Regions from separate parts of the Mus musculus genome. Here region 1 is linked to region 2. Evidence: chromatin loops called from intact Hi-C (ENCODE). Cell type or tissue: heart. All regions are shown on one strand.

Evidence for each region. Peaks named below come from ENCODE experiments on the same cell type or tissue, not always from the same donor. Only the 100,000 strongest peaks of a DNase experiment are listed, where the experiment ranks them.
Region 1: a loop joins it to region 2, with 1.8 times the contacts of the local background. A loop is called at or near these places in 1 of 42 quality-filtered maps.

Annotation. Positions count from the first base shown.
Region 1 is chr13:43,899,306-43,903,305 of GRCm38, reverse strand. No RefSeq gene overlaps it. Among named protein-coding and RNA genes, the nearest start is that of Gm23117, 29 kb to the right of the region's middle. In heart, a CTCF peak has its summit at 2,366; a DNase peak (open chromatin) is centred at 2,295.
Region 2 is chr13:44,059,692-44,063,691 of GRCm38, reverse strand. No RefSeq gene overlaps it. Among named protein-coding and RNA genes, the nearest start is that of Gm33489, 17 kb to the right of the region's middle. In heart, a CTCF peak has its summit at 2,294; a DNase peak (open chromatin) is centred at 1,601; H3K27ac peaks cover 3,106 bases.

The sequences.
Region 1 (4,000 bases), 160 kb after region 2:
CATATTGACTCTGCACTTTGAGTATCAGATTGGCACAGACCCCACACCTAATACCCAAGTGAACTAGACGGGTGTGTCTGCCCTGGCCTGAGTTCTCACTCTCCATGCATTTCCACTTGAGGTCTTAAGCTATCTTGAGCTAACCCAGATCCTGAGGATGTAAGTAGAGTGATTCCATCTTGATCATTTGAAACTGGCCACTGAGAGCTTCTCAGAGATCTGAGGAGACAGGTGGGACCAGGAGATGATGTTGGGGTGGGAGGAAACAGTCATCTTGTGGGCAGTGTAAAAGATGTAAACCCAGGGACCAAGTCCTCCTTCTGTATCCCATACTTCCTTGTCCAATTAGTGGGACAAAGGTATTTAGGGGAAATGTTTGGGGAACTTTCTATCGGACGTCTGAGTCAAATTCCCAAACCATGTAGAATACGATAGAGATCCTCAGTTTATCTTTAATGTCAAAGTCTGCATGCATGTCCTCTTCTGATCCCCTGTAGAATCTATGAGTATTGTGTAGTTCTCACCTACAGGTGAGGTGATAGGAAGCTGTGCAGTTTGTTCAATGTCTAGTAGATGGGTAATGCTGAGGCAGGACTCAAACCCACACCCGCCTAAATCCCAGCCCTTGTCTAGCTCTGCCTTCTGCTCTGATGAGAATGTGACTATCAGCTCATGGTCTCCTCCTGTGAGTCACAGGCACTTCCAGAATGAAAGACTCTGCTTTAGACAAGCCACTCATCCACACAGGGAGACACACCCATTTATGTGTAGCCCACAACAGTTCTTAAGGGTTTCTTCAAGCCAAATGACTACTGTCCCTGGCAATAATGATCCAGTGTATAAAGGACTTAAACAAGGATGAGAAAGCAATTGGTTGGGATCTATAGCTATCATTCCTAGGTACAGGTTTTATAGAGTGTGAGCTACATACTGTAAGTATACAAGTCAATATGTTTGGCCCAAATGTCACCTGTATAACCACCACACTTAATTTACCAACCTACTACCATTATTCCAGAATTTTCCTTTTTCCTCCTTTCTACTCAATTCTTACCCCACAGATACCCACCATTCTAGCACTGGAGATCAGTATGCCTAGCACAGGTCTTTCAAAGTTAGAGCTGTAGAGTCCGTACATGTGTCTCACTTTTGGGCCTATCACAGTTAGAGCTGTAGAATCTCTGCATGTTTCTCACTTCTGGGCCTAGCATATTTTTGAGCTTCTTCTCCTTTGTTGCAGATATCACGAATACCATTCTTTTTGTGGGTGAGTGTTAACCCAACTTGTTCACCCTGTTGATGAGTATGTGAGTGCTCTGATTTTTGGCGATTACTCGTGAAGGCAGGATGCTTTTCTAAGTCTCTTTATGGTCACACACTCCTTTTTCTTCTCTGGTAGTGGGATGCTAAGTCATTGACAAGGGGCACATGCAACCGAAATGTTTAAATTCTGTCAAAGAGTTCTCTGCGATGATTTTTAGAAGGCCAGGGTCCTTGCTTCTCCACATCATCGTCTACATCTTGGTTTTTCATTGTATTTCTGGTGACCAGCCCCTCATTTCCCTATCAGCTAATGAAATTAAATAACTTTTCACAGTCTTAGCTAAAATTCATAGCTTACTACAGAATTTGTTGCTCCTATAGATAGGACCCAGTCTTATTTTAGGAGGCTATTTGCATAATAAATAGGAAAAAAAAACCTTGGCGCCAGACTTAGGTCCACATCTTCATTCTGCCACTCACTATCTCCGATGACTTTTGCCCTGGAGTTCATCCTTCTTTCCTCGTTCCCATGTCCTTGTAAGGTGTCCTTCCTCCTCTCTCTTCCATGCAGAGCTGATTCCTCTAGAGAGAACAGGAATCCTAAACTGAGCCAACTAGATCCCTCCCTGGGAAGTCTGAGAAAGAAGAGAGGGATGGGTGGAAGAGGGAAGAGGGAGGACGGGAGAGGATGGAAGAAGAAGGGGGGACCAGAAGAAAGAACCCAGCAAAGGTGTTTCAGATGCTAAATCAATAACAATGGCACTGAACACCGTCCTGGACACTGTCAGCACCCTTGCCTTCAACAGATGGACCACTCAGTATGAAGGGAGCCAGTCTGCGTGACAGAGGAGAATTATTCAGACTGCAGAACAGCGTGCAACGATGACCCTGATGAAGGGCGGTGAATGTTACTTTCCTTCTCTCTAGAGGACATCACAGGACTCAGTGGTATGTGCTTCTGGGAAGGCCGAGTCTCTCAGCATTTAATCAGGATCTTCCTGCCTCCAAGTACCGTGTATCACTTCCTGGCTTGAAGCAGTGAAAATCCCCTGTGAGAGTCTCCGGTCTCGCACTTCCCCTGCTGGGGCAAATTCATAAGCTTCACGTTGAGATGACAGATCCAACAGTACAGAAGCAGCTGAGTCCCTGAGTCACCACACAGAGGACAGCTGTCCTGGAGAGCCACACAGGCCTGAAGGCTGGGAAAAATATAGCGTTTGTTGTCTTATGCCATGGAGATCTTGAAATTGTCATAACTTAGTTCATCCTTGTTCATAGCCTGTCTGAGCCTTAGTTCCCTATTGGGTAAAACGGGGATATGTTTGTTATTCGTGCATGAAGTAATGTCGTCTTTGAGGTAGTTTCCACGGTACCTACACAGAGAAGCATTGTGAAGAAGCATAATTTCTTCTCCTTAAGCATGTGTGATCTCCTGGCCCAGTGTGTTCTAGTACAGTCTACATCTACCAGATACTTACATCAGTAGGATCCAGTCAGTGTACATACAGTGTCATGGGACACACATTCACATTATTCTGAAGGGTTTACAGCCATGTCTAGAGGGATCTGTGTGGATAGGTATGGCTTGTCTTTGTCAAGGAAGGCGAGAAGGACTAAGGGTGACACAGGGCTGCAGACTGATTTACCCCTGCTGCCAAAAGCTACAGATCTCATTTTGTTCACAGGGAGTGGGGCCAAGCACCCAGGGCTCTTGTGGGATGCTCTCCTCTTCTTCCTTGCTGTGACAGATGGACAGTAATCCACAAGCCAGCACTGAGGAGAAAGAAGATTGCCCTGCCAGCTGGTCCTAAAAAAAAGAAAGCAAGGAAAATCCATGTCTCTGTGATATACTGAAAGCACCAAGGTTTAGCCTTGGACATCCTTCCTGCACCCCATGTATGCATGTCCTGCCAAACCGGACTCTGTACACTTCCACACCACTATTCATGTGTGTGTGCATGTGTGTGAGTGTGTGTGTGTGTGTGTGTGTGTGTGTGACTTGAAAGGACCCAGATAGAGCTGTCTCTTGTGAGACTATGCCGGGGCCTAGCAAACACAGAAGTGAATGCTCACAGTCAGCTATTGGATGGACCACAGGGCCCCCAATGAAGGAGCTAGAGAAAGTATCCAAGGAGCTAAAGGGGTCTGCAACCCTATAGGTGGAACAACAATATGAACTAACCAGTACCCCCCAGAGCTCGTGTCTGTAGCTGCCTATGTATCAGAAGATGGCCTAGTCGGCCATCAGTGGAAAGAGAGGCCCATTAGTCATGCAAACTTTATATGCCTCAGTACAGGGGAACGCCAGGGCCAAGAAGTGGGAGCAGGTGGGTGGGGAATGGGTGGGGGAGCGTGTGGGGGACCTTTGGGATAGCATTGGAAATGTAAATGAAATAAATACCCAATTAAAAAAATAAATAAATCTTAAAAACAAACAAAAAACAAAACAACAACAACAAAAAAAAAACCACACACACAAAAGACAACAAGAATTAAAAAAAAAAAAGAAAAGAAAAGAAAAAAAAGAAAGTCATACTGGGGCTCAGCAAAACTCATCATCATTCTTTCCTACAATTCTGTTTGGCATTTACCACACTTGGTGTTTACAGTTTGAAAGGCCTCCCACTATGGCCAACACTTCACTCTCCAAATTAGCATATTCACCCAGCCAAAAAGGACACAGTCATGAGAAAAGGATTTGACACTGACATCCATGTCATTTTACAAGCTAAAATGA
Region 2 (4,000 bases):
CCATGGTTGCTCCATTTCTCTGCTTCTCCAACTCAGTTATCCCATCGGTAAATGAAGGTCTGAATCAGGTCTGAGACACCTTTCTGTACAAAGGCAAAGGCAGATCCCAGTCCTTACAGTCACCCAGACATCGAAGGTCGGTGGTAGAACAGGGACTGTCTAGCAGCTCAGCACATTCCATTTCTGCCCCACCCCCACCCCCAGAGTCCTTTGCCTCTGCGGTGAATCTCTCTGTGCTGCATTGTATATTTGCCAAGCGGATGAAACATTTGCGAATAGTGGCATTTTCACAGTGCCTAGTATAAGCAGGATGGCTCCTCTTCCATGGTGATTAGAACTGGCTTTCCTCGGGTGCGTGCAAGAAGACAGGTTGTACGATTCTTAGCTGAGGATAAAAAGCTTGAATGGAAAGGTCTATAGATAGTAATCTTTTGACCTTGAGGGAGATAGAAAAAAACCCCACACATATATGCTAGTTTGTACACAGAAAGCAAACCGCTGTGGCATTTACATGAGGAGAAAACTTGGTTGCCTGCTCACAGGTAAACGGAGAACAGGATTGTTAACGACAGAAGTTAACATGGTTTTTTTTTCTAAAGTGAAAAGTATTGTATGTAATTAGATTAAAAAGAGATATCTGGGAAGAAAGGGTGACTGGAATCACAGTGGAGTGGACAAAGGCACATTTTGATTTGATTGGCTTGTTATTAGAGGTATCTCTGGGGTTGTCCTCTTGCTCCACAGCTTGGCAGGATGTTGCTGCAGAAAGTTGTGTGTGGCCGTCGTCTGGACTAACTGAGTGACAGTAGTAAGCAATGGGCAATGGTGCTCACAGGTTCCTGCAGAGAGTGTGTGGAAGCCTTTCGAAGAGCAACCAGCCAAGTGTCATCTCTGAGGACAGTCATGTTGTTTAAATCAAGTCTGGCAAGTGCAGTTTTGAAATGGAAATCACCACTACCGATACCCTACAGTGTGGAGTCCCATCCTTTGTCAATGGGAGGCTCCAGGCTCAGGCTATTGTAGGCTTGTGTCCTCAGTCTCCATGAATGGACAGGCAGACACTCTGAGCAGCAGCGAGGTGATGATTGTGTGTTAGCCAGACAAGGGAAAGAGATGTGCCAGATGTTTTCTGCACCGTGGGATGCTGAATAGGCTACCCATTCTCTCTTCTTTCTTCCCGTGCAGCTAAAATAGAATGGGGAAAGTCAGACAAACCCTAAGAAATAGGAACAAGCAGTGGGCTCCAAGGAACTGCTTAGGAAGGTGTGCAGTGAGGTTGCCTTCGCCCTCATCCAGCAGCTGGGGCTTTGTGTTTGGAAACAAGGCAGACGGACGGATGGACGCAGCCTTCTCTCTCAGCCTCCTGATTTCTCCCTCCATGCCCTCCAGCATAAATTAAGTGCAGAAGTAAATGAACAGCTCCACGTTGCCACTTTGTGTTGTGACTGGGATCTCGGGCTGAGACCAGAAAACTCCTAGCAGCCTGAGATGAGAACAGAGAGGAACTTGTCAGGCAGCCTCAAGGAAGGAAGCGGACCCAAGAGTAAATAGTTTGGTCCTTGGCTAAAAGCCACAAATATCCCCCGTTCTGTCAGCAGTTCTGTTCAGTGGCCAGGGATGCCCTCGGGAGGTTGATCTCAGCATCTCTCTCCCCCTAAATGAATACTGCCTGGACCTGAGGACACAGCAAACTGAGAAGAGGTGACCAGCTCACCCTCTACCTCATGTCCCACTGTAGTTCCTGACATCCAAACCCTTAGACTAACAGGGACACACTCCTGTTCTCTGGGAACTCTGCCTACTCCCTCAAGCTGCCACCATAAATCTGTGATCCAGATCTTTTCTAATTCGTGCCCCTGTGGTCTATGAATTTCGCTCTTTTCAGATTTGCAAGGTGAGAATCAGAAGACCAGTGACTTGGAAGATTTTTTTTTTTTTTTTTTTTTTTTTTTTTTTTTTTTTTTTTTTTTTTTTTTTGTGCTCAGTGGATCCATTGCATTCTCCCAGCGAAGGATTGCGTTGGCCCTGATGAACTTTTCCAAGGTTGGGTGCAATCTATTGAGATCTTGATTTAATCCTTTGTGCTGAAGATTCTAGCAAGATAGGCACCTAAGAGACATCCTTGCAAAAGTGGCTCTTTAAGTCATGGGGAGGGGGGAGAAGGGTAAGGCTGACTATTGGTTTAGTGAGACTTGCTCATTAGACCTTGACTAGCTTCCTCTATCAGTGTACCCACCCAAGATCTGCAAGTCGTCTTCCAGGTCTTGCAGGGAAAGAATTGTTGCTATTCCTCAGATCTCCAGATGGTGCCCTATACAAACCACAAGTTAATAACGGAAAAACAAACAGAAGTTTATTAACATGTGCATTGTGCTAAGACATGGAAATACCCAGAGATAAGTAACCCTCCCCCCACAAGTCAATGACAAGAACATAGACAGTTTTAAACCGAGTCAAGGCAGCTGTAGGAAGGTGAATGGGACAAGCAGGTGAAGAGAGTTGTTCAGGAAGGTACGTCATGTGGATTCCTCCCTTTTCTGGTGTGGGAGAGACTTCTCAAATGGAAATTTCCTTTATAAATGAATTCCTTCACGAAGGAAAACACACATCCTGTTCTTAGGGCCTTTCTTGTGTCTGCTGATTCTCTTTGACCTCTGGCTCAAAATACCTACACACCTAAGAGGCAACCGGGAAGAGGACTTATTCTCGAACTTCTCAGGCTCCTCCTGGCACCGCTTCCACATGCCATCTTACAGCTCACTCGGCAGCTTCTCTGCAAGAGATCGTTTGATGCTGGTCTAACAAAAAACCCAAGGCTGGGTGCTATAAAAAGGAAAGTGGTTTACTCAGCTCATGGCTCTTGAGATTCAATAACATGTTGCCAGGCTCTTCTTGCCTCTGGTGAGAGCCTCACATGGCAAATGGTACCATGGTGGCAGAAATATGTAGAACAGTTACCATATACTGTGATAAGAAATGAGGGCAACTCAGGATGGGACAGAGGGTCATGCTTACCCTGTTCATAACAATCAGGGACCCATAAGCACTATATTAACCCCTTCCAAAGGCACCATCCACAATGAGCTAAGTTTCTTTCCTTCTTTCCTTCTTTCCTTCTTTCTTTCTTTCTTTCTTTCTTTCTTTCTTTCTTTCTTTCTTTCTTTCTTTCTTTCCTTCCTTCCTTCCTTCCTTCTTTCTTTCTTTCAGATTTATTTATTTATTTATCTTATGTATATGAGCGCATAACAGAAGAGGGCGTCAGATCACATTGCAGATGGTTGTGAGCCACCATCTTGTTGCTGGGAATTGAACTCAGGACCTTTGGAAGAACAGTCAGTGCTCTTAACCACTGAGCCATCTCTCCAGCCCCACGACCTAAGTTTCTTATACTAAGCCCCACCTCTTAAAGGTCTCACCACCTCTTAATATTGTTGCATGCAAGCATCCAGCATGAACCCTTAGGAAACAAACCAAACCCACAGCATAACATATGCCCTACACCAAGAAAAAATTCATGGCTCTACCTTGACTGACAATACAAAGTCCCACCCATTCCTCTGACCCAAAGCCCTGTGCAGTCATCAGTCAGTCAGTCACCCGGGTACACTGCCAAGGACAAGTAGACAAAAAAAAAAAAAAAAAAAACCTTTACCTTATATCTTCCACTTGTCTCTTCCTGGTTTTCCTCTATTTTAGACACATTTCTGTTAACTGTCACAAAGTATGTTTGTCAAAAGATTTACATATTGACTTGATGAAACTGCCATGCCCAGTTGTTTGTTTAAGACCTGTGTAGATACTGTTCTGCAGATACTGTTTTGAGTGTGATTAGCATTTAATATCAGTAGGATTGGAGTGAAGCAGTTTACCCTTCCAAACGTGGGTGGGCTTGGAACGCTGAGCAATGACAACGAATGATGATTAGCAAGTCTTTTCTTCTCACCGAGACCAAATACCAGACAAGAGGAGACACTAGGAAGTCGAGGGTGTCTTTAAAGGG